Regions from separate parts of the Homo sapiens genome. Here all the other regions are linked to region 1. The links are chromatin loops, found by intact Hi-C in ENCODE. Cell type or tissue: dorsolateral prefrontal cortex. All regions are shown on one strand.

What was found. Hi-C counts contacts between places; a loop is a spot of excess contacts. Peaks named below come from ENCODE experiments on the same cell type or tissue, not always from the same donor. Only the 100,000 strongest peaks of a DNase experiment are listed, where the experiment ranks them.
Region 2: a loop joins it to region 1, with 5 times the contacts of the local background. A loop is called at or near these places in 36 of 110 quality-filtered maps.
Region 3: a loop joins it to region 1, with 5 times the contacts of the local background. A loop is called at or near these places in 43 of 110 quality-filtered maps.
Region 4: it touches region 1 in a loop (4-fold over the local background); 94 of 110 quality-filtered maps call a loop at or near these places.
Region 5: it touches region 1 in a loop (4-fold over the local background); 3 of 110 quality-filtered maps call a loop at or near these places.
Region 6: a loop joins it to region 1, with 5 times the contacts of the local background. A loop is called at or near these places in 36 of 110 quality-filtered maps.
Region 7: a loop joins it to region 1, with 6 times the contacts of the local background. A loop is called at or near these places in 73 of 110 quality-filtered maps.

What each region holds. Positions count from the first base shown.
Region 1 is chr2:235,593,915-235,597,914 of GRCh38, forward strand. All of the region lies in intron 1 of AGAP1 (ArfGAP with GTPase domain, ankyrin repeat and PH domain 1), which reads left to right. Among named protein-coding and RNA genes, the nearest start is that of TNRC17, 78 kb to the left of the region's middle. RefSeq lists enhancers at 1,571-1,865, 2,864-3,716. In dorsolateral prefrontal cortex, CTCF peaks have their summits at 316 (motif pointing left), 521, 1,712 (motif pointing right) and 1,938; a DNase peak (open chromatin) is centred at 1,707; H3K27ac peaks cover 2,290 bases.
Region 2 is chr2:235,495,751-235,499,750 of GRCh38, forward strand. All of the region lies in intron 1 of AGAP1 (ArfGAP with GTPase domain, ankyrin repeat and PH domain 1), which reads left to right. Among named protein-coding and RNA genes, the nearest start is that of AGAP1, 3.7 kb to the left of the region's middle. RefSeq lists an enhancer at 1-420. In dorsolateral prefrontal cortex, no CTCF peak of the experiment used is centred here; DNase peaks (open chromatin) are centred at 737, 1,561 and 2,989; H3K4me3 peaks cover 2,463 bases; H3K27ac peaks cover 1,241 bases.
Region 3 is chr2:235,432,251-235,436,250 of GRCh38, forward strand. No RefSeq gene overlaps it. Among named protein-coding and RNA genes, the nearest start is that of AGAP1, 60 kb to the right of the region's middle. In dorsolateral prefrontal cortex, CTCF peaks have their summits at 1,717 and 1,916; a DNase peak (open chromatin) is centred at 1,891; H3K4me3 peaks cover 1,429 bases; H3K27ac peaks cover 1,588 bases.
Region 4 is chr2:235,134,050-235,138,049 of GRCh38, forward strand. No RefSeq gene overlaps it. Among named protein-coding and RNA genes, the nearest start is that of SH3BP4, 180 kb to the left of the region's middle. RefSeq lists a silencer at 3,055-3,269. In dorsolateral prefrontal cortex, CTCF peaks have their summits at 2,125 (motif pointing right) and 2,331; a DNase peak (open chromatin) is centred at 2,112.
Region 5 is chr2:235,383,096-235,387,095 of GRCh38, forward strand. No RefSeq gene overlaps it. Among named protein-coding and RNA genes, the nearest start is that of AGAP1, 110 kb to the right of the region's middle. In dorsolateral prefrontal cortex, no CTCF peak of the experiment used is centred here; DNase peaks (open chromatin) are centred at 393 and 1,726; H3K4me3 peaks cover 1,066 bases; H3K27ac peaks cover 2,651 bases.
Region 6 is chr2:235,503,163-235,507,162 of GRCh38, forward strand. All of the region lies in intron 1 of AGAP1 (ArfGAP with GTPase domain, ankyrin repeat and PH domain 1), which reads left to right. It overlaps AGAP1-IT1 (AGAP1 intronic transcript 1), which reads left to right and starts at 2,589. Exons shown (of 2, transcript NR_131900.1): 1 at 2,589-2,638; 2 at 3,791-4,000. RefSeq lists an enhancer at 1,881-2,387. In dorsolateral prefrontal cortex, a CTCF peak has its summit at 1,792; DNase peaks (open chromatin) are centred at 1,819 and 2,171; H3K4me3 peaks cover 1,144 bases; H3K27ac peaks cover 1,386 bases.
Region 7 is chr2:235,668,419-235,672,418 of GRCh38, forward strand. All of the region lies in intron 1 of AGAP1 (ArfGAP with GTPase domain, ankyrin repeat and PH domain 1), which reads left to right. Among named protein-coding and RNA genes, the nearest start is that of TNRC17, 150 kb to the left of the region's middle. In dorsolateral prefrontal cortex, a CTCF peak has its summit at 2,377; DNase peaks (open chromatin) are centred at 1,123, 2,383 and 3,114; H3K4me3 peaks cover 3,008 bases; H3K27ac peaks cover 3,413 bases.

The sequences.
Region 1 (4,000 bases):
GCCATGATTGTGTCACTGAACTCCAGCCTGGGGGACAGAGCAAGCAAGACCCTGTCTCAAAAGGAAAAAGAAGAGAAGGAAAAAAAATCAATCAAATTCTAAGGTGAATTTGAGAGTATACATAAGTTTAATGAAGATTTTTATTTAGTAATAATCATAGGTGCACATGTAGTAAGGATAGTTTTCAAGCGGTGTTAAGGAAGTGGAGATTGAGATGTTAAATAGCATCTGATAGGCGTTTGCTTTTCAAATAGACTTAGTACTTCAGCTTCTTACTCTAGAGACAGAATACAGTTCTTACATGGCTTTTAAGATGCTGCCCCCTTCTGGTGACTAGGAAGATTATAATATCTGTAGCAAATAGGCATTCTGGGGTTTTTTTTTTTTCATATTTAAATATTAGTTTTATTACTGAACCTGAAAAACAAAATGAGGATCAGAGGTAGCGTCTCCTCCTCTGTACTCTCCTTTCTTCCTTGAGAGGAGGAATAACTTTCTGTCTCTTGCTGTTCTTTGTAAATGAGTTTCCTTTTGGCTTTCTTTCTTCTGTCCTTCCTTCCTCTGATGGGTAGAGCATCTCTGTGGGCCAGGTACTGTGTTCAGCATTTCATGAGATTTATCAATTTTAAAGAAGAATTGACAATATGATGCGGAGTTTTCCAGATTGCTGTTTGTTTTGAGAGGGAGTCTTGCTCTGTTACCCAGGCTGGTGTGCAGTGATGTGATCTCGGCTCGCTGCAACCTCCATCTTCCGGGTTCAAGCAATTCTGCCTTGGCGTCCCAAGTAGCAGGGATTACAGATGCATGCCACCACACCCAGCTAAATTTTTTGTATTTTTAGTAGGGATGGGGTCTCACCATGTTGACCAGGCTGGTCTTGGACTCCTGGCCTCAAGTGATCCACCTGCCTCGGCCTCCCAGAGTGCTGGGATTACAGGCGTGAGCCACTGCGCCCGGCCCAGATTGCTGTTTTTTTTTTTTTTTTTTTTTTTATGATGTAAAAGTATCAACATATTTTTTAAAGAAAGTTTCATCTGCTGCTATCTAGAGGAGGTAGCTGGAACCAGAGCACCAGGCTGGCACTGGCAAGGAGGAGAGGGCACCTCCCGGCATGTGGACGGAATGACCCAGGTGAGGCGGGTGTGGCGCCAGAGGGGCCTGTTGCAGACCTGAAGAACTCCAGTGTGTTTTGCAGAAAGGGAGTTTCAGAGAATAAGGGGCAGCCTTGACTCAGACGGCTTGGGAGAGGAGTAAGTGCAGCCCAGCCTCCAGGGGAAGGGGAGGAAAACTGAAGGTTTGTAAGGGATCTGGCCAGCATGGTCTTGATGCCTGGAAACAGCTCCTGGGCTTCTCACCAGTATTGGGAGCTGACTCTTAGAAAGGCAGCCTTCCTGGGGAGCACACCCTCGAGGGGCCGGAAACCGTGAAACTGACCAGAAGCACATAGGTCCAGTGGGCACTGAAATACATTCTCAGGAAGGAAGTGTAGCTGAAGTCCAGAACTCAGCTTACTCTCACTCCTGGGCCTGCTGCTGCCTTAATGTGCCTGCTCCTGTGTTTTTGTTCTGATAAACACGTATAGCACTTTCAATTATGCTGTTACTTACAGCTAAGTAAAGCAGTACTAGGTGGATTTGTCAGTGCCACTTCCTACAAAGTGAAGGCTGGATTTTTGGGGGACTCATTTCCAGCAGCCACCAGCAGGTGGAGGGAGTGAGATGCGTAAACAAACTGTCCCTCATGCTTGGTGTTTGGGCAGATGCATTGCTAAAGCGTGCTCACTAATAAATCCCCTGCTGATATGGCACAAATATTTATAGCCGATGATTGATGTGAAATTAACAAAAACTAGCAGTTGACAGCGATATGAGGTGGCAAAGGCTATTTGGGAAAGTTTCCGTTGTCTTTGAAAATTAAGAAAAATTATACGTTTACTTGCCTTGCTAAGAACTGTTTAAGAATAAATCAACATAAACTAGGGCAGCTTCTTAAACTATGATGGAGAAGCACAAGGTCAAAGTGTTTCGTCTCAGAATGAAGCAGTAATGTATTACTTTGCGTACTGTGTACAGGGGCCGGCAGATGTTTCTGATGTTATGAAGCTATGCTCCTGGAAGTGGTTGTGAAAATCGCAGCCCTGTGAATTGTGTGCCCTAAGAGCCAGCTGTGCTCCTAACAGTGATGCCGTCTTTCCATGGAAATCACCCATAAGCACAGCCTTCAGTCTAACTTCATGTCAAGTCTAAGTGGCACAGCTATCCATGAACACTGTAAACATTCCCAGCTCCATCTAAGGTGATTAAACGGAGTCAGAACCCGGCCATGGATGTGTATTCACTGTTATTTAACAGATGCTCAAACTAGACAGGTGGGACTGTCCAGATGCCTGTGGGGCACTACAGAGTTTTGAGGAAATAGAGTCTCAGACTGGAGCCCCAAGGACCTTGAGGACAGGAGTCTACCTGGGGAGGGGCATCCCAGAGACTTACTCCAGCTGCTTAACTCCGGTGTGCCTGGAGTCACCTTGGGACCTTGTTACCTGCAGATTTGGATTCAGCAAGGCAAGGTGGACCTGAGAGTCTGTGTTTCTGGTGAGCCACAGGTAGCACCCCGGCTGCTGGTCCCTGGTCTGGGGAAAGGCAGGCAGAGTTGGAGAGACCCTTCCCGGGTTCCTGGTTGCAGGTGCTGTGTCATCGTATGGCTGTATTTGAGGGGATTGTGTAAGAAGATGTTGTTAAATTTATTTTTAGAATAATAGACTTTTAGATAGAAGAGAAACCTCGGAGGTCAATCAGCTTTCACTCTTCCTCTCTTGTGCCCCAGTCCTAGTGATGAGAAAAGCAATGATGTTTCCCAAGGCCGGGGCTGTCGACTGAATTGTGTCCCTGCAACCCCGTGTGATGGTATTAGGAGGTGGGTCTGTGGGAGGTATCAGGTCATGGGAGTGGACCCCTTGTGGTGGCACGAATGCCCCTCAGGAGCGCTTGCTCTGTACCCTATGAGGACATCATGAGGAGATATGGCTTCTGCAGGAAGAGGCCTCACCAGGAACCAAATTGACCAGTACCTTGAACTTGGACTTCCAGCTGCCAGAACTGTGAGAGGTAAACGTGTGTTGTTGAAGTGCCTCTGCCGGTGGTCTTTGTGATAGCAGCCCCAGCCGACTCATCACAGCCAGATTAAGGGAGATCAAAAGAGTTAAGGTTCCAGACTCCAGCTCCTGAGTTCTTCTATGTGGAAAGATGCCCCTTCAACCACCAAGGCCAGGGATGCCCTGTGGTTCAGCGTTGTCACCCTTGTTGCCCGCCTCCAGGGCAGAGCTGGGGGCACTGGAGGTGCTCAGGACGTGTGGAGCAGAATTGGGAGTGAATGTTGTGTGCTCAGGGCCACCTCCACTCTGCAAGCACAGCTCCCAGAGATGAGGACGGGGCTTGCTTTGTCCTCTGCCACACACAGCCCTTCATGCAAGGCCTTGGCCCCTCCAGGGCCACACACCTTGGCCACCCAGCAAGCACCCCTTGCTTGGCCAGTCTTTCCGTCACTTCCTTTCCTTTTTCCCTGTCTCCTGAGCTTCAGACTAGTTGACCCTAAGGGGTGTCTCCAGCTGTAAATAACTGTCCAGACTGCTTGTAAAGGAAAACATTGCAACCACCTTACTGCACAATTGATACTATTATTATTTTAGGGTTACCCAAAAATGTGCAGCACGCCCTCGAATGACATGGATTTGTTCTAACGTTGGTGATGAAAAAAATGGATTCCCGCTGGGGCCCTGTCTGTGTGGAGCGTGCACGCGCTCCCGTGTTTCCTGTGTGTGGAGCGTGCACGCGCTCCCGTGTTTCCTTTGTGTGGAGCGTGCACGCGCTCCCGTGTTTCCTTTGTGTGGAGCGTGCACGCGCTCCCGTGTTTCCTTTGTGTGGAGCGTGCACGCGCTCCCGTGTTTCCTTTGTGTGGAGCGTGCACGCGCTCCCGTGTTTCCTTTGTGTGGAGCGTGCACGCG
Region 2 (4,000 bases), 98 kb before region 1:
CCTTTGGTCCGGCCAAGACTCACCTGGGGCACCAGGTGGCATGTGCGTGGACAGTGTGGAGTCATATCTTAGCCACAGTTGATCAGCACTTTCTCCCTTCTCAGCGCTGTTGGCCAGTGATGGTAAAAAGCCTGCAGAGTGGCTTGTCCATAATACAGACTGGCCGGTAAGACCTCTATTGAGGAACATTGAGAATGGCCCAAAGCCGGCAGGAATGTGCCTGAAAGCCTGGTGCTGGCGTTGCCCAGCCTCCTCCCTCTGTGAGGGAGAGGGTATCAGCCCACAGAGAGGCTTTGCCTTGGCACTATGTAGTCTGAACTACTAACCCCGAAGTGCTTTGGTTTGAAACTTGGCCAGTTAGGTGGAGAAAGTGGATGTTGTGTTGCTGAGCCCTTGGCATTTGGCAGCCCTGTAGACTTGAACCATGTCCCAGCCAGGCTGGATGACTGGCAGACTATACCCTTGGGGGACTTGTTAATTCCAGGGGAGGATCCGGGTGGAGCTCCAGCCTTATGGGGTCCTAGCCCTTTGTGTGTATCTGTCTCCCATGAGGTCACCTGGCTGCCTTGTTGGTGACTTAAGATGCTCTGTGGATTCCTCAAGAGATGGGCTCTGTCTGCCTCTGCATGACTCGTGATGAGTGGCGGTGGGACCTGGACCCATCTGCTGATGATCAGGTGGTGTTGCAGCAAGGTTCCTCCAGAGCTCCAGCTCTGCGTCTGTTACGGGAGCTGTGAAGGCTGCACGGTGCTCATTTCAGATGGTTCTTCCTGGCTCTCTGGCTGCATCCACAGAAGTCTGATGAAACACTGTGAAAGCCGGCGTCAGGTATTGAAGGCACCTGGCTGAGAGCCTCTTTTGCTGCATGAAGACCTCTGGCTGAGTGGGGTTCACAACACCTCGTTTTTATTTCCCATTCTTGAAGCTGAGCTCTGGGGCTCAAGCACTTCCAGCAAAGCAGTTTGACTTTCTAGCAAGAGGATGTGGTTGCATTTTCCTTTCTCCCTTAAAAGAAAAAAAAAATGCGTCGTTCCTAGATGATGGTTTTTTTTGACAGCACGATGCCTACCTTTGCGATTTGAGATTTTAGGCCCCTTCTTGGCCGGGATCCTTGTCATTTTTAATAAGGCTTAGAATCATTGGGTGAATCCTGTTTGGGACTGGGGTGATGCTGTTATTTTTCTCTTAGAAATAGGGATGTCTACATTATGTGGAGCTGTAGTTAATTTAGTGAGGCTTAAGAACCACTCAGACATGCTGCTGTTCTTTGCATGTTCTTCTGTTATCAATAATGATACCACTTTTCATTTCTGTAGAACTTTAACAGAAATATTTTTGCATGTATAGTCTCATTGTGTGGCTTCACCAACCCTGTGAGGGTGGGTGGGTAGCTTCCTCATCCTCATTTTATGGAGGAGCGGGTGGAGGTTCAGGGAGGGATAATGACCTCCTTAACATTTGACTGAGGTGGTTTGAAGTCTGATCTGAACCAAGGGATCATTTGAATGGAGTTTCTGTCTCCACACTGCATGTGGATGGCAGGAACCCAGTGCTGGCAACTAAGCCTGCGCTGGAACATCACAGTAACTGCAGAGGGCTCCCTGCAGGGGCAGAGAGCTGCCCCTGCCTGTGCGTGCACCTTGGAGGTTTTAAAGTCTAACTGTTTCCAATCAGGACAGCAGGTGCACATCATAACAAATGGCTCAAAAAGTCACTTGTCCCACCAAATAGAAAGCTGGCCACATTTTAGAAGATTTCCAGCTAGGGATTTTTTCCCCTTCCTCTGTATGTGCATACACAGAATTGGGGTCTGACTTCCCAAGCTTCTGGACTACCGTGATGTGGGCACTTCTTTTTTTGTTTTGAGACGGAGTCTCGCTCTGTCGCCCAGGCTGGAGTGCAGCGGCGCAATCTCGGCTCACTGCAGGCTCCGCCCCGGGTTCACGCCATTCTCCTGCCTCAGCCTCCCGAGTAGCTGGGACTACAGGCGCCCACCACCTCGCCTGGCTAATTTTTTCTGTTTTTTTAGTAGAGACGGGGTTTCATTGTGTTAGCCGGTATGGTCTCCGTCTCCTAACCTCGTGATCCACCCACCTTGGCCTCCCAAAGTGCTGGGATTACAGGTGTGAGCCACCGTGCCCGGCCGGGCACTTCTTAACGTTATGAAGAGCTTTTGAAGATAGGGTTTCTCTTGTTGGCACAAAATTCCCACATTTGGCTGCACCCTACTCAAAACTTCACTGTTTTCTGGCATCTTCAGGAATTTTTGCTGTTGGAGTGAGGTGCAGCCTTGTCCAGGGGAAGGATGTTTTGGCTAATGCTTATTTCAGAGCGCGTGGAGGTGGGTCTGGGTTGTAAAATCTCTTAACGATGGACTAAACATATTTTAGTTGAAAGGCCCACCAAGGCTCCCAAATAAAAACACATCCGTAATCCTGTTTGTAGGCATGGGATACAGGTGATTTTGCCCTCAGTCTTGTTTTAAAACACTAGCTTGTCAGAAGAGAACAGTTTTTTTCCCCCAATTTTTGTTTTGTACATTGAGAGGTTTATTCCCCCCTCCCTTCACCCCCAAATCACTAGAGTTTAAGGAAGCATTGCTGATTGTTCCAGATTTATCTGATCAGGTTTCTGGGATGTCCTATGGGGCATGGCATGCTGTGAAATGTAGCCACACAGCTGTGTCGTCTCTGGAGCCTCCGCAGCCACCATGCCCAGAAATGAGCCTGAGAGCCATCTCGCCTCCAGTCTGAACAGCGTGTGTTAGTTTCCCCTCTGGTTCTCCTTAGAAAAGTCCATCGGGGGTTGATGGCATTGAGGTAGATGAATTAACTGCCTTTCTTGTTCAATAAAGCTTGTTCTTCTTTCAAGGATAAAGCCTCTCTTAGCAGTCACACATCGTAATTCAGCTTGCCAGCAGCAGGACCGTGATGTGAGTGATAGCCCAGCCAGCTCATTCAGCCAGGCGGCCCGATTCCCAGGTTCCCACGCATCGCCGGGAAGGTTGGCCTTCCTCTGAGGTTGAGCCCTCATCCAGCCCACAAGCCTCCATCCCCACCAGGTGGCCGATGAGAGGAAACCCAGGCTCTCCACTGGCCTGGCACTTGGCAGGAGAACCCTGCCCTGCACTTCTTAAGGGCATTTCCACAGGGAGATTCCAGGACCCCTTAGTAGTATCTCAGCCCCAGTGTTTGGGGGACCTGGGAAGATGGGTCAGGGTTCCCCACTTTGTCCCATGATACAGCTGCTCTGTTGAGCATGTGTGTCCCACAGAGTGCGGAGTGTCTGAGGTGCATCATCTCAGTTCGTCCTGCAGCGATCTTGTACACAGACGCACTGCTGAGGCCAGAAAGCTTAGGACACTTGTGCGAGAGCGGTGAGCTGGGCCCGTCCGACCTCACCTCTGGCCCTCTGTCGCCGTGTGAGATTGCGGAGCCCCTGTTATTCATACTTCCCATAGGCCGTGTGTGCAAAGCATCCCAAGCTTGTTTCCGCCACCCAAGGCAAGAGGGTTTGAGAAGGCCCCAAAGAACCTAAAGTATTCTGTTCTCTGTAAAGCAGCTGACTGTGGCAAAACTTCCAGAAGCATTTGTTTTCATGTGGAAATGTATTTAGTCCGGTTGATGCAGGTGTGCATGTTTAGGGAAACAAACATTTTCTTCCTGCTGTGGATAAGTGTCATGTTTCTTTGTCACCATTGGCCATGTTCATAATCCTTCAAGTTGAATGAAAGGTGGCAGGTTTGCAGTCCCCTCCTTAAAAATAACACTCAGTTGGCTTTTAGTTGCTTCCAGGTGAGCTCTCGTACCTTGCCGGCACCCGGGACCTCCACAATGCGGGCGTTCCTTGTGAGTCCAGCTTACTCATGCTTCTCAGTTGTGGTGCAGGTGCTCTTTGAGATGCCGCCTTCTCTGCCTGTTGCTCACCCTGCGAGGCTCGGTCTCTGTTGGTGTCACTCATGACCAGCCTTGCCTCGCCAGAATTAAGGCCCTCCTGGTCT
Region 3 (4,000 bases), 160 kb before region 1:
GAAATAAATTAATCAATATAGAAAGTTATTCATAATATATTAAGTAAAAAAGCAGGTTCTGGCTGGGCAAGGTGGCTCACGCCTGTAATCCCTGCACTTTGGGAGGCCGAGGTGGGTGGATCATTTGAGGTCAGGAGTTCGAGACCAGCCTGACCAACATGGTGAAACCCCATCACCACTAAAAATACAAAAAAAAAATTAGCCAGATGTGGCGGTGGGTGCCTGTAATCCCAGCTACTCAAGAGGCTGAGGCAGGAGAATCGCTTGAACCTGGGAGGCAGAGGTTGCAGTGAGCCAGGATACTGCACTCCAGCCTGGGCGACAGAGTGAGACTCCATCCCAAAAAAAAAAAAAAAAAAAAGGTTATAAATGGCATGTGATTTATTTCCACATAACACGGGGAATACTCTGCAAGGACATTCAGAAGTCCTTAAATGCTACCTCTGATTACAAGTATTTTCCCCATGTTTTCTCCTGCTTTATCTGAATCTTCCGATATTTCAGCAATGATCACATATTACTTGTATAATAAAGCAATGCTAAGTTTCCAAGATGAGCTTTTATTTAGTAAGATGCTCTGACTTTTGTGCCAACTGTCTAGAATAACTCCTCTGCTCGTTTTTAACATATTTTAGTGGTTGCAAGTACCGGACTATTTTTGTGTCATTCTAGCCTATTAACCCCTAGATGTGTTGATTTCTAGAAAAAAAAAAAAAAACAATCAGCACCTTGGGGTATTAGTAACCTGCAGGTGCTTCCCTAGATGAAGGAAAAGCCTAAATATAGAAAATTCAACTGTGAGAATGCACTCATGCCGGTCTGTGATGTGAACGTAAGCAGGTTTTCTTCCTGTGCCCTGTGAATGGAGTGGGGCGTTTAGGCGGATGTCAGGCTACAAGGCAGCTGTCTACTCTGTGCTCACATCCCTGACTCTATTTCAGGGCCATTTGGCACCGTATGCCCACACCATCCTGTTGGAAGGAGCCCAAGGGAAAGACCACTGTGGCTAAGGGCACAAAAGCTAGTCCGTGCCAAGAACCTTCACAGCACTCTGGCTTCACAGGACATGACTTGACCCAAGCAGACAGGCTCTCTCCCCTCGGAGAACATAGCCGAGAAAAGAGCCACTTGCCCAGGACCCACGGAGACATTCCCCGGACTTACAGAAATAACTTCCCCAAAGCTAGAAGGGACGCCACTTCACATGTGTGCCCTCCTCCCAACCGAAAATTGAATCACAGCCCAGGACACGGTCTCCAGCGTGACCTTGAAATGCTTCCTTGCACATTCGTGACCTTTTTGGCAGGTTTAAATGGTTATAAGGGAAATATTTTTGTAATTTCCATTAAAGGGTTTAAGTTGAGTAGTATAATTCAGCCTTAAATATTTCACCATCATTAAAAAGAATTCTCATTTTGTACACCAAAGGGAGCTGCTCTAAGCTTGCCTTGAAACTGTCAGCTGAGTTAGGCAGAATTTTGAGCTTGTAAATGCAACTATGGAGAAAGAGTAGAAACTCATTTGGGGAGGAGAGGAGTGGGGGGAGAAGAAGGCTGATTCCAGGAAAGGAAAACAACTCAGCTGGGAGAAAGTGTGGCCTTTCAGAGGAGGCATATGACTCCATCCTACACCTAAATCACACACATCCTACATCCTAAATCACAAATCCATCGCAAAAACAAAGTGTGGTTTGAAATATATGGAGGAGCTGGGTGTCCACCAGATGTCTCATTTGGCTAAAAGAAGAGCCTCTGGAAAGGTCTTAGCTAGTTTTAATAACAAGTTCACGCTAAGAAGATGGCCACGGCTAGGAGAGGAACTGACACTGCTGATATAAGGCTGAGCAACACAAGATCTAATGAGTGCAGTGGAAATGACGGAACTTGGAAGACAGCCACCTTGGCATCCATCATAGCCAGGAAGGGAACTGTGCAAGGCCAGTGACACAGCTGATCTAAGCTGAGGAACTGTGACTTGAACAAATGTCACCAAAGAGCAATAGACCCTACTGAGCAAGGGAGCTTCAGGTTTTTTAAATGTTGACCAGGACCAGGTGAAGCACTATAGAAAACTATCCTTTTTTCTTTCTTTCTTTCTTTTTTTTTTGAGACAGGGTCCTGCTCTGTCACCCAGGCTGGAGTACAGTGACATGATCACAGCTCACTGCAACCTCCACCACCTGGGCTCCAGTGATCCTCCCACCTCAGCCTCCTGAATAGCTAGGACCACAGGTGTGTGCCACCACATCTTGCTAGTTTTTATATTTTTGGTAGAGACAAAGTTTCACCATGTTGCGCAGGTTGGTCTCGAACTCCGGAGGTCAAGCAATTCACCTGTTGGCCTCCCAAAGTGTTGGGATTACAGGCTTAAGCCACTATACCCCACCAAAAACCATCATTTATGTTGACATTGGTCAGTTAATCAATGCTCTGTGGTCATAATTTTCCCACAGCTGTTCATGACTGCATGAAATATAATCCAGGTCAGACTGTAAACCCTTCACCCTAACAATATCATAAGGTTTGGGGACCCTCCTGAGGATGTCCCCCAGATTCGGTGTTCTGCTCATCTGCTCCTCCAACCTCCCTATCAGGAAAGGCTTATCATGTGCACAGCATGCCCTGTTGGAGGGGGACAATTTCTCGTTCCTAGTGACTGCCTTACACAACTCTTTAATAATAAGAAGATCTTAAATATTTCAGAAAGCATGCAAAACTGTCTATATCCATTCCCTTTCCATTTCAGATGTGTTTATTTTGTACCTTCTTTCACCTTCGTCTTCTCCATCTCCTTCAGTGTTGGACGGAATGGTCCCCCTTTGCCAGTTACTTCACTATTCTGTAATGCAACACAACTTCATTCGTTTAATTCATTGCCACAAACATTTTTTTTGAGTGCCAACTATGTGTCTGGCGTTGAGCTAGAATCTGAACGTACAGGAATACATAAGGCAGAGGTCCCCGTTCTCAATAAACTTGTAGGACAGAGAAACTCTCCATGTGCTTAGGTGGGCTGTTGTCAGAGAGGTGGGTTTCTGAACCTCAAATGCCATTTGGCCTCCTTGAAAAATGCCCTGTTGTGGAAAGACTCTGAAACAGTCCCCATGATCCCAGCTTCCTGGTGTTGGCACCTTCCTGTGGTGCCCTCTGCTTGGGTGTGGGCAAGACCTGTCACTTGCTTCCAACTAACAGAATATGGCAAAGGTGATGGGATGTCAGTCTGTGACTACGCAACATTATATAAGGCTCTGTCTCAGCAGACCAGATCCCCAGCCAGTACACTGCCTCTTTCCATTGCCGGACATGCTTTTCGCCAGGGAAGTAAGCAACTCCACACGCAGAGGTCAAATGTCACCTCTCAATGAACCCTGTTCTGACCACCCTGATCTCGCACTCTCCCGATCTGGCACTCCCTGTCCCATTCCCTACTTTCTCTTTTTTTTTTTTTTTTTTATGAGATGGAGTTTCGCTCTTGTTGCCCAGACTGGAGTGCCATGGTGCACTCTTGGCTCACCACAACCTCCGCCTCCTGGGTTCAAACGATTCTCCTGCCTCAGCCTCCTGAGTAGCTGTGATTACAGGCATGCGCCACAACGCCCGGCTAATATTTTTTGTATTTTTTTAGTAGAGATGGGGTTTCACCATGTTGGTCAGGCTGCTCTCAAACTCCTGACCTCAGGTGATCCACCTGCCTCGGCCTCCCAAAGTGCTGGGATTGCAGGCATGAGCCACTGCGCCCGGCCCCATTCCCTAGTTTCAACACATGTCATCAGCTGACACACCGATGTTTTACACATGTATTTGTTTATTGTCCGCCTCTCCTAAACAGAGTGCTAATCCCATGAGGGCGAGGACTTGGACTTGTTTACTCACATTTCCCCAGAAATGTTGTTGAGTGCATTCCATAACTATTTACTAAATTACTAGGTTAATTAATTGATTAATTGATATTATTACTATTATCTTGCCCTTCAATGGAGCCAGTTGTCATCTTAGTCTTT
Region 4 (4,000 bases), 460 kb before region 1:
GAGATCACAGCGGGAGCTGTGGGGAGCCAGAAGGGTCCTAGAGGGAGGGCAGAGACTATTGGTGGGAAATGATGATGATACAGACTGGGCTTCCTGGGGCTCCAGGAGTGCAGCTATGCCTCCAGCACTGTCCTAGCAGTGTGGGGAGCTCAGAGTCAAGCCCAAGCTGTGGTTTGGGAGCTCCTTTCAGCAGCAGCTCTCTCTCACTAATGTCCCTGTGGTCTGCAACTGCTTTTCCTGGCTTGCTTTGATTGATTTTTTTAGCGTGTTCCTTCCCTGATGCTTGTATACCTCTTTTTGGTCTCTTTTCCCTCTTGTACCTCCTTTGTTTCTGAGCTCTCAAAAAAACTGCCATTAAAGATGACTTTCTGCTGACATTTTTCTGGATGCAGTATATACCTATAGAGCAAAAAAGATTGCAGCTCTTTTGAAAAAAGCAAGCATGTTTCTTGCTTAAATAGCCAGTGCCTGGACACATAACAATTTCTCTAGAAGTAGATTGCAAATGACTGAATTGATTAGTTCCTATAAGCCGCTTAGCCCTGTGGTGCATAATGTTACTGGGATCTTATTGCTTTAGGGGGTTGACTTTGTAATTTGTGACTTGTTCTTTGCTGCAGGCTTTGCTGCTGGAATACAAATGAGGCCATATTGACATTTATGCCCAGACTCAAAGGCCCCCACCGGCTCTTCTGAAATGGATCCAAACTTTTTCTGAATACTTTTTTGCTCAGGCATTCCTAAATAAGCCTAGAGGTGCTTGTACACGTTCACGAATCAGTCCAGCATCTGAGCTGTCTGATAGGTGCCTGTTCCCTTCACTGGTAGAATAGACCATCCCCTTTGTATCTAGACTATGATGATTCCTCAAGAGAAGGAGGATATGGAATCAGGAGTATCCCACAGAAAAGCTGCCTGGACCCCAAGTGTAACATCTTACAACTCACCCTTGGATAAGCCCCTTCCAATTCACCCCTGGACAAGCCCCTTCCAATTCACACTTGGGTGAGCCTCTTCCAATTCACCCTTGGACAAGCCCCTTCCAGTTCACCCTCGGACAGGCCCCTTCCAGTTCACCCTCGGACAGGCCCCTTCCAGTTCACCCTCAGACAGGCCCCTTCCAATTCACCCTTGGACAGGCCCCTTCCAGTTCACCCTCGGACAAGCCTCCTTTCAATTAACACTTGGATGAGCCTCTTTCAATTCACACTTGGACAAGCTCCTTCCAATTCACCCTTGGACAAGGTCATTCCAATCCACTCCTGGAGAAGCCTCCTTCCAATTCACACTTGAGTGAGCCTCTTTCAATTCACCCTTGGACAAGTCCTTTCCAGTTCACACTTGGACAAGCATCTTTCCAGTTCACACTTGGGTGAGCCTCTTCCAATTCACCCTTGGACAAGCCCATTCCAATTCACCCTTGGACACACACCCTTCCAATTCACACCTGGGTGAGCTCTTTCAATCCTTGGACAAGCCCCTTCCAATTCATTCATGGGGAGCCTCTTCCAATTCACTCTTGGATAAACCTTTTCCAATTCACCCTTGGACAGCCCTCCTCCAATTCACTCTTGAAGATATTCTTTCAGTTTACACTCGGGGAGGCCTCTTTCACCAGACACAAATGGTACCAGGGTTGCTGCATCCAAATGGTGTCCCTTATCACCACTCAGCTGACCCGGAGCCAGCCTTTAGACGGTGGTGTGAACCTTCAGTGCTCATGGTTCCAGTCTCCCCCATTTCTTGAGGTGGATTTCCTCTCAGGATTCCAGGGTCCTTCCTTTCAATTCATCACATTAGAGATACCCCAACCCCTCAGGCATAGTTTCATATTTCTGAGCCTGAGGTAAAGGGAGGCAGGGTCTTTGTCCCCTTTCTTTCTGAGGGTAATCTATCCCTCTCTATATAAAAATAATTGGAGCAACTCTGCAGCATCTGAGCCCCAAAACCGGATCGTGGAGGGAGACACAGCGTCGGACTCCACAAGGCAGTAGGCGAACACCGCACCTCGAGTCCATCTGCGTTGCTGCTTGAGGGTATGGACGATGTGCGGGATGGAGGCCCAGAGCTGTTCATCCCTGCAACCAATGTTCACGCAACCACCAGGGGGCGAAAGGACTCTAACCCCACACGTAGTGAGTGGTTCCCACGCCACGTTCCAGTAGGAGAAATGAAGTTCCCGGGGACGGAAGAAGATGGCAGTCACCTGGTGTGCCCAGCATGTTTGACCCCCCGAGCAGCTTATGTTTCAACACCTCTCTCTATATAAGATAGGATTACTTGCTATGGTGATTATAAAATGAAACAAATAATAGTGATGGCCAGAAAGGAAACATTACCAGTGAAAATTTTTCTTTTATTGAATTTCATAAATATAATTAAAAAAACAAATGAATAAAAATAAAGCAAACATCATAATACAAAAAAGGAAATAAGGCCTGGTTTTTTTCCCAAGAGTCTAAAAATCTACATCTTGGTTTCAACTTTGACGCCTTGGTAACAGTTTGGTGTAATATTTTGTGCAAATAATTGTCCAGTAACCAATAAGTAGATGTTAATCAAACTGAATCATCTACAGAAGATACGGTTTAGGCAACTACTAAATCATTTCATTTTTGTAAATTTTATTTGCTCGATTTACTTTTGTTTTAAAACAATTGACAATGACTACAGAATACACTTCATTTTCAAGATATTATTTAAATTCCACCAATAGTTGACATATGAAGTAAACCAAATAAAAATATTACACCTCCAAAGTGTCACTGTCTCACCGCTCTAAATTGTAAACAAAAGTTAAAACTTCAGCTGGGCACACAACGTGAAAGAGGGGGTCTGTTGTTGTTGCTGCTTTTGTTTTTAAACACAGGGTCTTGCTCTGTCGCTCAGGCTGAAGTGCAGTGGCATGATCTTAGCTCAGTGCAGCCTCAAACTCCTGGACTCAAGTGAGTCTTCCCCTTCAGCCTCCTGAATAACTAGGATTACAGACGCATGCCACCACACCTGGTCAATTTTTAGAAATTTTTTTGGTAGAGATTGGGGTCTCAATATATTGCTGAGGCTGGTCATGAACTCCTGGCTGGTCATGTACTCCTGGTCTCAAGCAATCCTCCTGTCTTGGCCTCCCAAAGTGCTGGAATTACAGGCATGAGCCACCAGCATTCTGGTTCTTGGTCTTTGCTTCTCCATGCTGCCACAACTGGTTGCAAATCCCCTGTTAGAGGGGTTATGCATAGACTGGAGTGGGAGATCCAAACTGCACCCCACAGCCTTATCAAACCCCATCCACATAACAGGGAGTTCTCTGAATTACCTTCCATGCAGAATACAATGTTTAGTAAAGTGAGTAGTAACAAAGGTGCTCTGCTGAAGCTTACATATATATCATTAAAACAGTGACTACAGCAGTTGTTTTTGACTGAGACCAAAAATAAATAAATAAACAAATAGAAAACAAGATTCTTTTTCACGTGGGAGTATTTTTTATTATTGACATTGTTTAGGATTGCTGGCATATGATGATAATAAAAAGCAGTTGGATTTTAGTTGTTTTTATTTTTCTTGTTCAACATACTTCAGACAATGCCAACACCCCCACTGTCATCTGCACCCGGGCAAACCCACCCACTGCCTTGAGAATCTGGCTGCCTGCTTTGTAGAAACAAATAAATAAGTCAACAACATGAGCCCTGCCTGCAGGATCTGGTTATGAAGAAGGGTTCCTTCTTAGTATCCTGCCTCAAGGAGGCCTGTTTTTTTTCCTAAATATTGGGGTCTGAAAATCTCTGAACCTTCCAGGGATAATACCACAGGCCATTGGCCCCAAAGTGGTTGCCATGGCTCCTGAAATCAACCCAGTCATTCCTGTGACAGGTCATCAGAACAGGCTTCAGGATGGCTAGCTTGTGAGCTTTCTGCAGTTGCTGAAAGGCCTCATGTGACTAAACTGAACTATTCACCCCTCTCTGTCTCCCCAGGCCAGGTATCCACAGCTACCAGA
Region 5 (4,000 bases), 210 kb before region 1:
TGCCTTAGGTAGACACCTGGTCCCCATGCCCTCCTCTATTGAGTGTCTCTGGTGTTCTTCTGTCAGTCAATCATAGTGCCAGTGACCATCATACACTCACCTGTTAGAAAAGAAAAGGGCCCAAATGATAATGAAGGGCTGGAATTTCTTCTACCACATGGATCTCTGCAGGACCAGTCATGTTAAAGACCACAATAAAGGCTAGCACTCCAGGGTCACTGTACTAAGACCCTCGTCCTGCCCAGTGCCAAGAGAAGTCAGTGAGAATTAAACTCTAAGAAGCCCCCTGAATTGGAGGAAATGCTAGCATTTGTCCTCTGAAGCTGCCAGCTGCATGAGTGCACAGCTGCTGGTTGAATTCCGTGGCTGAGGTTGGATGCCTGCCTGACCTGGCCTCGCCAATGCTGGGTATACAGCAGAGGGGATAGTCTCAAATCAGGCCATCAGAAGAGTGGTGGGCAATCTCAAAGAGAAGGCACAGCTGGGAAGAAAATTTTCCATCTGCCCTGAGTAGAGGGAGGAGAAATAGGTCAGGCCAGACAATGTAGGGGCTGTCCGCGGACGGTGATCTGAAAATGAATCACTTCTGTGTTGAGCAGAGGCTAGGTCAAATTTTCCAGAAAGGGCAGAATTCCCAGTTGGGTAAACTATTGGGACATAGAAAAGACACATCGTTGGCACAGGGGAAGAATCACTGAACTTGGAGATGAAAGATCTGCCAATTCCTGTGCGCTGGGTGGGTACCTTACCTAAACCATCTGAGTTTCAATGTCTTCAACTGCAAAGTGGGCCCATGAGATGAAATAAGAAAATCTGTTTTGCAAAGTTTTTTTTTTATTTTTTATTTTTATTTTGTTTTATTTTATTTTTTGAGACGGAGTCTGGCTCTGTCACCCAGGCTGGAGTGCAGTGGCGCGATCTCGGCTCACTGCAAGCTCCGCCTCCCGGGTTCACGCCATTCTCCTGCCTCAGCCTCCTGAGTAGCTGGGACTACAGGCACCCGCCACTGCCGCCGGCTAACTTTTTATATTTTTAGTAGAGACGGGGTTTCACCGTGGTCTCGATCTCCTGACTTCGTGATCTGCCCACCTCGGCCTCCCAAAGTGCTGGGATTACAGGCTTGAGCCACCGCGCCTGGCTGCAAACTATTCTTAAGATTGTATCCATTGATATTAATAAGGGCTAATTGTCTGGCCCATAGTACAGTTTTGGGGCAGTGTCTATTGAAGAATTCCTAACTTATCTTGCAAGGACTATTATGCACTTAGTGAAATTTAATCCCATAGCCATCCCATAAGTGGCCATTGGGAGCTCCTTTTACAGTTAAGAAGACAGTCTCTAGAGCTTCCAGAACTCGTTCATGTACATTCCAGTCCCTGCCAGGGGACAGTCAGCGTGTGATGGAGCGCTGGGCCTGTGCTTATCCAACCCCGGCTCCCCAGCTCCTTCTTCGCCTGCTGTTTTCCATCTCAGCCTCCTCTTCATGGAGGGGTGAAAGGAAACCAGCCCCTGCCCCGCTGATCCCCATTCACAGAGGCCGTTTTTGTGGCCAGCCTGGGCTCGACATGACCAGCGTGGCAATGTGGACCTCTCTCCGCCGGCGCTGCCCATGTCCAGGCCCCCGCGAGCGCCTCCCCTGCTTCCCCGGCATTGTCCGAGGCCTGGCGGAAGAGAGGCTTCCCAGTGCTTCCCGCGGCCTGGGAATGTACAGTGAAGTCACCAGCCTGCGAAAGAAAAGGCCTCTGTCTCCCGGGTGACGGGGCTCTATTCGGGGATGCGCATTATGCAGCCCTGGTCCTCACAAAGAAAGTCGCGACTGTTCGGGGCACGTCATCTGGCCTGGCAGCTCTGAGAGGGGACATTTCATTTCCGCTCTGCATGTTCCCTCCTGCCCCCTGAATGGCTCTGGGCTGTGTGGCCACACAGTGACCCACTGCCTTTCTGCCAGGATGGTGCGAGCCACCCAGAGAGAAAAGTCCTGATTAGCACTTTCCCACGCGTGCCTCAGCCTGGCCAGGCATCCGCCGCAGGCAGAGGCGTTCCTGTGGCTCTGGGGTCCACAGTGGCTCTTGCTCCAGGCCTGGACGACAAGCTCTTACAGGCAGTAAGAGACATTGCCCTGTCTTGGTTCTTGGGGATGAGACCACAGGAGCTGCGAGCCCTGAGTGGGGGTCTGGCTGTAATGAAGGCCAGCAAGGCAGATGGTCAGGGCCAATGCCACGTCCACCCAGCAAAGCCAGAACAGGGACCAGGCTAGCGGCTGGGTTAGTGCAGAGCAGACAGCCGATCCTAGAGGGGCAAGATGAGACAGCACAGATCAGACCAAGGCCAAGTCCAGCAGCAGTGAGCAAGGGGTGGACATGTCCAAAACAGGGAAGTCAAAGTCGGTCTTGATCAGCTTCTCAAATGGACTAAGGGCCACCTATGTCAGAATCACAAAGTGAGACTGTTAAAAATACACAATTTAGGTTCCTACCCCAGACCAACAGAAAAAGAAGCTGCAAAGCTCTGGCCTGGGAATGGGCATTGTAAAAAAAAAGAGTTCTAGAGGGGCCACTTGAGCTCATTAAAACATATGTATGCCTAGTGTTCCATTATTGGAACACTGAGCATATGGGAGTTATTTATTCCCTACTGCTCAAGGTCATTGCCAAGGTCTGATTGCAAAAACTCAAAAAATAGCAACCTCAGGCACAAATGGGTTAAACTAGAAAGAGGTGTGTGAAGAAAAGCTCATAGGTTGCTTTCTCTAGACAGTGGGAAGACTAGAACCGTATAAAGTATTTTTTAATCTCCCTTCTCTCATCTTATTATTTATTTTGCCTCTTTTCACTCCTTTTTAACCACCCCATCCTAGGCAACCAGGCCAATGGATAATATGCATCTTGTTATTTAGATGTAACCTTAGAAAGTGCCTGTTTCTTGGTGTGTACCTGTATGACTTCCACAAATAAGGTTGCCTTGCCTAGCTGCTTCTTAATTTTTTCTTTTTTTTTTCTTTTTTTTTATTTTTTTGAGACAGAGTTTCGCTCTTGTTGCCCAGGCTAGAATGCAATGGTGCAATCTCAGCTCACTGCAACCTCTGTCTCCCAGGTTATGCCAGGCTAATTTTTGTATTTTTAGTACAGATGGGGTTTCACCATGTTGGTCAGGCTGGTCTTGAACTCCTAACCTCAGGTGATCTGCCCTGCTCGGCCTCCTAAAGAGCTGGGATTACAGGCGTGAGCCACCGTGCCCAGCCTGCTGCTTAATTTTTTCATACTGCACAAAGGTGCATTCATGTGGCTAAGTGCACCCCTCCTCCATCGATTGGAAGGACTATACAGATCCCTGTGGTGTCTGCCACATTCTATCTCATCACCCCCCAAGTGATGGGTGCCCAGTTGTCTTCATACCCCACCACATACAGATAAACACACTGAGCTATGCCCTCATCGACACAGAGAAGATTGGTGGTGGTATGCGTGTGCATATAAATTCCACAGAATCCCACGGAATTCCAAGGGCATGCTTACCTGAACTCTTCCAGATTGATCTCTCAAGGAATGTACCAGTCTACCCTCCTAACATCAGAGCATGGGGGTCCCCGTAGGCCACAGCCCTGCCAACATGAGCACTATCCAGCTGCTATTCTTCCAATTTTTGCCAGTCTAATAAAGTGAAGTCTCATTATAGTTTTAATTTGCATTTCTTTCTGTAGGGGAGTTGAAGTATCTCTTCACATGATTGTTATTCTTTGAGTTTTTTTCTTCTGTAAATTGCCTGTTCGTATCCTTGTCTTGTTGGTTTGCAGTATTTCCTTACATATTCTAAGTATTCTTTCCTTTTCAATTACAGACAAATGCCTTTTCCCACTTTGATATATTTTTATTAATTTTATGGTGTACTTTTTAACGACTTGAGAAACAAATCACATACTGTACAGTTCACCCCATTAAAGTGCACAGTTCAATGGTTTTCAGTATATTCGCGGAGTTGTGCAACCAGCACCATCATCAAT
Region 6 (4,000 bases), 91 kb before region 1:
AAGTGCTGGCTAGCTTATGTAATGAAAAAGAAATTGATTTGGAAAGAGCTGATTGCCCTGAATTTCCATCCTGTTTGTGCGTTGAGCTGCCCTTTTCAGTGGGGGAGAATCCAGCATATTTTCCAGGGAGGGCGTTTCCGGAAGCCTGTCTGCACCCCCTTTGTTGTTGTTTTCGAAGGTCTGGGGTGCTGCTGTGAGCCGGGATCGCGTATCTGCTCCTGTTCTGACGAGACTGCTCCTGCTGGAAGTTCAGCCTGGTGAACCTGATTTGGGAGGGGATGGTGTGATTGGCGGGGAACAGCATTGTGTTAATTTTAGCTTCAACAATCAAGCCTGGGTCTCTGAGTGTCCATGTAGTACTTGAAGTTTGGGTTTGGAATTGGTGGGATTGAGACCACTTCAAACTCTTTTATTTCTTGGAACTTGTTAGTATTTATTTATTTATTTTTTGAGACAGGGTCTCACTCTGTTGCTTAGGCTGAAGTGCAGTGGCACTATTGGGGCTCATTTGTAGCCTCAACCTCCCAGACTCAAGTAATCCTCCCACCTCAGCCCCCGCCAAGTAGCTGGGACTCCAGATGTGCACCATGCCTGGCTAATTCATTGGATTTTCAGTAGAGACGGGGTTTCACCATGTTGCCTGGGCTGGTCTTGACATTCTGGACTCAAGCAATCCACCTGCCTCAGCCTCCCAGAGTGCTGGGATTACAGGCATGAGCCACTGTGCCTGGCCTAGTTTTTAATTTTTGAGACAGTCTCTGTCAATCAGGCTGAAGTACAGTGGCACGATCGTGGCTCACTGAAGCCTTGCTTTCCTGAAGCGATCCTCCTGCCTTGGCCTCCCAAATAGCTGGGACCACAGGCACGCACCACCATGCCCGACTAATTTTTTAATTTTTTTTGTAGAGATGGGGTCTCGCTATGTTGCCTTGGCCTCCCTAAGTCTTAGGTTTACAGGCTTGAGCCACCACGCCCAGCCTCGAACTCTCTTTTTTTTTTGACACATAACAGAGAAAGGTGCCCAAGTCATAAAGGAGAAAGTTTTCACAAACTGATCACATGTGGGACCAGCATCCAGTTCAGTGGCCAGCACAGACTCATCTGTCGTGAGGGTCGTTAGAAATTGTAGCCCCCATTTATTGGTCTCTTCTGCCTGTGATATGTGCTTGAGTGGTTGCCTGTTTCGGGGGCTGTCAGTGTTTGAGTGGCTGCCTGTTTCGGGGGCTGTCAGTGTTTGAGTGGCTGCCTGTTTCGGGGGCTGTCAGTGTTTGAGTGGCTGCCTGTTTCGGGGGCTGTCAGTGTGTGAGTGGTTGCCTGTTTCGGGGGCTGTCAGTGTTTGAGTGGCTGCCTGTTTCGGGGGCTGTCAGTGTTTGAGTGGCTGCCTGTTTTGGGGCTGTCATGAATAGCACCACTGTGCAGATTCTCACTTGCCTTTTGGTGCCCATATGGCCTCATTTCTGTCGGGTGTGTGCTGGGCTGTGTCTTTCTCTCTGTGGGTTGGACGTAGCTGCTCGTGAAGCCGCTCCTGCAGCCCAGCAGCCCCTATCTGGGAAACCTTTCAGTGCTTTCAAGGTTCATTTTATGACACTCAGGATGGCCGTTTGTCTCCTTTTGCTGATTTTCATTCTTTCAGTTGTTTGTTCATAAACAAATGTTTGCATGGCTAATGCATTTCCAGCACTTAGAGATTAGGTTTTTAAACTTTTGGATTGTCTGCAGGCTATTAATTCCTTGTTAGTTGAATAATGACGGCTGTGTGCATGGAGCTGTGTGAGCGAAATCCCTCACCAGGAAGAGGGCGCAGTTCCTCTGGGACTGGAACAGGGGCCCCTTTGGCTCTCCTTGGCTCCTGGCAGAAGTCAGTTGTCAACTGGGGGACTCTTTCTGGCTGAGCCCCAAGCAGCCTCAATCCATCCCTGTGCTGGGTTTTAGATAACCCACTGGATCTGTGTTGGTCTTTGAAAGGGAATTCACTCTGTATGTTTGGCCTAAACTGTGTTATGGCCTTCATAGTTACGTATTAGCATTATTCAGTTTTTGTTGTTTGTAGCAATTATGCTGAAGACACAAAAGAAGAAAAAAAGCTAAGTGTTGCCAACTCAAGGAGTAATTTTCTTTGTTCCAGCGCTGTGTCCTGGGAGCTGCCCATCCCCCTCCACAAAGGCCAGTGCTAAACAAGGCCAGAGCCAGGAAGGACACGCGGGGCCATGGATTGAGTGAGGGCAGTGTGTGCGTGTGTGGATTTCTCTGGTGGCTTTGCAATGGCAAATATTTATTTTGAGGGATGGTGGTGGGAGGACCAAGTTTATACTCACTTTGTTTAGTAGGGGAAGTGGCTAATGTGAGAATCAATAGACAAGATTTTATCAAGCCTCTGCACTGGGCAGAGCGCAGTTTTTGAAGCTGGGAGAACAGGCAGATGTGTGGGACACTCAGGGCCCTTCAGATCTCCCCCAGGAGCCACTGATACAGGTAGAGATCGCAGCCACACAAGGCTGTGTGGGAGGGGCCTGGGAGATGGGGCGGAGTCCAGGGAGAGATCCTGGAAGCCAGGTAGCAGTCAGGAGGGCTTTCCAGGCTAGTGGGTACTAGGATTGGAGCATCCAGAACAGAGTCACTTCAGCCTGGGAAGAGCGGGGTAGGCGGCCGAATGATAAGTGATCCTTGACAGCCCCCGAGAGCAGGCTGGGAGACCTTTTGTTGGACGGTCTACTACTGATTATGGATCCTGCTTGGAGAGGGGAGTGCTTTTTTTAAAATTCTTTTCTTTTTTTTTTTTTTTTTTTAAGACGGAATCTTGCTCTGTCGCCCAGGCTGGAGTGCAGTGGTGTGATCTCAGCTCACTGCAGCCTTTGCCTCCCAGGTTCAAGTGATTCGCCTGCCTCAGCCTCCTGAGTAGCGGGGACTACAGGCATGCACCACCACACCCAACTAATTTTTATGTTTTTAGTAGAGATAGGGTTTCACCACGTTGGCCAGGCCGGTCTCAAACTCCTGACCTCAGGTGATCTACCCGCCTTGGCCTCCCAAAGTGCTGGGATTACAGGCATGAGCCACTGTGCCCGGCCCTGTTTTATTTATTTATTTATTTAGCTCGGGTTTCAATATTTTAAAAAATTTGAAGCCAGGTGCGGTGGCTAATGCTTGTAATCTCAGCGCTTCGGGAGGCCGAAGTGGGAGGATTGCTTGAGGCCAGGAGTTTGAGACCAGCCTAGGCACAGTGGCAAGTGCCTTTAGTCCTAGCTACTTGAGTGGCTGAGGCAGGAGGATCACTTGAGCCAAGGAGTTGCAGGCTGCAGTGAGCTATGATTGCATCACTGCGCTCCACCCTGGGTGCCAGAGTGAGATCTTGTCTCAAAAAAAAAAAAAATTGAACTGTGATGACTATGATATTGTCTTTTGGGGGGTTTTCTGGACATAAAATTCAGAATTTTACATAGAAACTTGAATTTATTTGTCCAAGAGTTTCTTGTTTTGAAAATAGGATGCCACTGGGAACATTCTTGGTTAGGAGCCACCGGAAGCCGGGTCTGTATGGGCAGGGCCAGTGAGATGCAAAGCCACACACGAAAGCTAAGCACACACTCTTGTTTTCCTCACTCACATCCATGTTCATCCTCTTTCCTGTGCTGACGGTTTGCAAAGCTGGGAGAGAATGAGGGCGGGGCCTCGGGAAGTGAATGGCAGAGCAGGTGGCATAGACACCTCAGCCGTCTGCCCACAGGGTATGGGCAAGGTTTGTTTTGGTGACTTTTTCTTCCAGTCTTGTGTACATTATCGTCTCTCACAGGACTTGAGCTTGGAGGGAGCTGGAGTGGCCGCTTGCTGAGTCTTTCTCCCTGGAGCTCGTGGGCAGCTGGTTACCTCGCGCTGGGGCGACCCTGACTTAGGACCTCCTGCCGTTTCTCTGGGTGACTGCTCTGTAGTCGTGAGTCGTCTCTTTAATGCTGAGCATCAGTACCTGCACAGCCCTGAATGGAGCAGCTGCCCAGAATCTGTC
Region 7 (4,000 bases), 75 kb after region 1:
GCAAATAGCAAATCCCAAAGTAATGCTTCCACCTGGCCTGGCCGCCAGCACCTTGCCCAGAAACAGCCTGTAGCAAGCTGTGGCATTTCTAGGCCTGGAGAAGGTCGTGTAAGCATGTGGTGTGATTAGGGGACATTGTATTTTTCCTTCTGAAACTTTTCATCAAGGAAACTCTGAAACAATACATCTGTGTTTAAGACAGCTTGAGGAACTGATAAGTTGATCATCTATGTCTAAATATTGTGGCCTCCGATAACATCCTAGACCAGTATCTATCAGCCCACCAGGTAGGAAATCGAGGATTTGATGGAAGAGAAGTTCAGTTTTCATTATTAATGGTGAATATTTAGCATGTACACAGAATGCCTGGCACATAGGATTTTAACCAATTTAATCTTCACAGGAATGCTCAAAGTTTAGGAGCTTTTATTGGCACCCCTGTTTTACAGGTGGAAAAGCAAGTGGTTTGTCAGTGAATAAGCCTGGCTTGCGGGCAGGCACGTCTGTCTGCTTGCTCTTAACCGCAGTATTCTCCTGTCTGTTGTCATGGGGAGCAAGTGCTTACCTGTAAGGAATCCTTCCCCACACATTGGTAAAATAACCCTACAAGATTATTTTAGAAGTTTTGCACAGAGGCAGTATCGTAGCCATGGAGGTTTATCTGGGGTGAGGTTATTGATAATTGAAAATGAAAACAATAAAGACAGAATTATGTTAGGAGACAGACTGTGGCCCTTCATTGGGATGGCATTGGTGTACACAGCACCCTCACAGTCACATCTCTTTGTTCTTGTCTTCCTGGAAGCCCACTTGTTCCTAGGTGAGGTTGGCGGTAACAGGTACCAAAGACTGTTTTTTAAACAAGTCACATGAGTTGCATCTTCGAGGCTGCATGGTTAGGAAAGATGCCTCATTTAAACGCGCAGCAGGTGAGACATGCCCCTCGTTTTGTTCTTGCAGGCCAAGCCCCAGAGTGGGCGTGGTTTTAGGGTGCAGGCTGGTGCTGGGCTGGGCCCCTCGGAGGCTCCGGTCCGCGCTGCGTCGATCCATCCCGGCGCTTGGGCCTGCACGCCGCCGCGCTCGCCGCCGCCGCCGCCGCCGCGCTCCCGGGACTCGGCCAGCCCGGCTGGGCGCGCGGCCCGCGGTCCCTTGCACGTCGGCCCCCGTCGCCCGCCCCGCCCCGGCGCGCGTTTCCATTTTAAACCGCCGCCCGCCGCCCGCCACCCGCCACCCTTCGGCCGCAGCCGGTGCAGCTGTCCGCGCGTCCCGGAGCCCAGGGAGTGGCGGAGGCTGCGGAACCGCCGAGCTGTGCAGCCGGAGCGGGAGGATGCGCACGGGCCCCGCGTCGTAGACAATGAAGCCGCGGGCGCCGCCGCCTGCCCTGGGCCCTGCGCACCGCGGCCGCACCTGCCGGCGAGAGCGCTCTAGCGCCTGACCGGCCGCCTCGCTTGGCCCCGCCGGCCCATGGCTCGGCGCCCCGGGCCCGGACCCCGGCACTCGGGCGGCGCGGCGCACGGGCCGGCGGGTGCCAGGGGCGCCGTCCCCGCAGCCTGAGTGCGGCCCTCGCGGTCAGCGGGGGGCGTGGGCCACACTCCCGGCCCGCCTGCCCTCCCCGCTTGGCCCGGCGCCCTCCCGGCCCGCGGGCTCGCTGGATGCGGCGGGGCCCCAGCGCGCGGGCGACATGTACTTGTTGGACGGCAGTGGCGAGCCCGCGTCGCCACCCGCGGACGCGATGCCGCGCGGGACGCCCCCCAGAAAGACTGTCTACCGCATCTCCGTGACCATGGTCAGGAAGGAGCAGCTGGCCGCGCCGGGCTCCGGCGGCCCGGACCCACGCCCGGTTCGGCGGCCCCGGCCCGCGCGCTCCCCGGACGCGCCCGGGAGGCTTGAGGAGGAGGCCGAGGAGGCGGAGGGCGCCGAGGAACCGGAGGGTCCCCGGCCGCGCGCTTGGGATTTCCGCACCTTCCGCACCCGCAGCACCGGGCAGCTGGAACTGGGGCGGCTCCGGCCGTGCGCACGCGGCCTGGAACCCGCGGACCTGGCCGGCAGCGCCCCGGCCGAGGAGGAGGGACGCGGCTCGCCCGCGTCCGGCAGCCCCGACGTGGAGGGGGCCCGGGCCGCGCCCCTGCGGCGGAGCCTGAGCTTCAGGCACTGGAGCGGGCCTGAGGCGCCGCAAGGCCGGACACTGGGCGGCGGAAGGCGCCACAGCAGCTCCGGGAGCCTGGCCTGGGCGCCGTGCGACGAGGCCGCGGCCGGGACCACCCTGGAGCCCGCGACCGCCACGCAGCCCGCCTCGGAGAAGCGCAACACCCTGGACGTGGGCGAGGTGCTCAGCAAGAACGACGCGCTCTCGGACCTGGAGCGTTGGGAACGCAGTAAGAGCAAGAACCGCACGCTGGACAACAGCGACCTGCAGCGGCTGGAGCGCGCGCGGGCGGCGGCCGGGGCCGGCGCGGCCTCGGAGCACCGGCTGCTGCGCTTCTTCAGCGGCATCTTCGCGCGCAGGGACGGGGGCCCGGGCGGCGGGCCCTCGCCACGGAGCGGAGCCTCGCGGCCACGCGGCTACTTCAGCCTGCGGCGGGCCCCGGCCGAAGCGCACTCGTCCAGCGCCGAGAGCATCGACGGCTCCCCGCGCAGAGGTGGGCAGCGTGGCCGGGGGTCCCGGGACGGGAAGGGGCGTGGTGGGGACTTGCCGGTTCCGCAGCGGCTATGGGACCCGCCCTCCCGGGTCGGGAGCCTGCACGTGGCCTCGAGGGATGCGAACTCGGGTACTGCGGTTTTCCCCAGCAGGGCGCAGCGGTCCTGGGTTTTCTGGCTGCCCCTGCGCCTGGCTGTGCGTGCTGGTGCCCCTCGGAGTCCACCACCTTCATCAAGGAGAGCTTGACCCGGGAGAGGTCGCCTTGCCAGCCGGCGCCGACCTCCTTCGCGTGCTCGCTGGGTCTTCTGCGGGAGCGGGCCCTGAGCTGGCTGCCCGCGACACCTGTGGGGCCGCCCCAGGGAGCCGAGGCTCGCCGGTCGCCGCCGCACAGGTGCGGCTGCCTGGATGGGAGAAGCCGGCATTCATCCTGGCGCCCCTCCCTGCCTCGAGTCGTCTCCCTGTTAGTGCTACCATCTGTCAGTGTTGTGATGTGGACTCAGCTGACTCCGTGGCCCTCGGTATTGAGCTGGCTGTAAGGACACCTCACTACAGTGGTGGGGCCTGGGGTGGGACGGAGGCCCCTCTCTCCACAGCTTTCCTGCCAGGTGGCATCTTAATGAGGAGAGCGAGTCTGGGACTGGATTCTGTTTCCTCATAATGTAGGCTAGCAAAAGGGCAGGAAAACCGCAGCCCTGCAGCCTGTTCTGAAACCTCAGGTCTGTGTTCCCTTAAGTCCTCAGACAGGGACTTTGCATGGAGGGATCTCCAGCCAGATATGTTATTCTCTGCAGGAATCAGTTAACCTTTTGGTAGCATTTCGGGGTCAGAGCCTCCAGAAACCTCAAAACACAGACTCCATCAACTGCGCATCACCCTGAGGGGGATTCTGGGGGTGGAAGTGGTGCTAGATTGCTACACCTTATTCTCCTGGGAGGGGGTTGTATGCCTGAAGATATTGTGGCCACAGACAAGAGGCCATGCATTTTTACCACCAAAAAAAAAAATATTATTCATCCTCTTATCTGAATTCTTTAACTTGGCTGGTACAGATAAAGGTAGTTGGAGAGTGGGCTTTTGATTTGCAGTTCAGACTGCTGTGTAACCCACCTCTGGAGAGGGTATTCATCCCAAGTGGACTTAACAGGTCAGCTGACTGCCCCTAGGGTTTATGTTAAAACCAACTCATGCAAATAAATGACTGTCCTTATGGAAATATTTTTAAGGTAAAGTGAAGATAAAATGGTCATGTTCTAATATGCTCCTAATGATCCTCAGAATGTGCTAGAGGATGGTTGAAACCAAGCAGTGGCATGTGCGGTAATGTTAAAATCTGACCTGTTTCACTAGTGAGGCTACACTGTT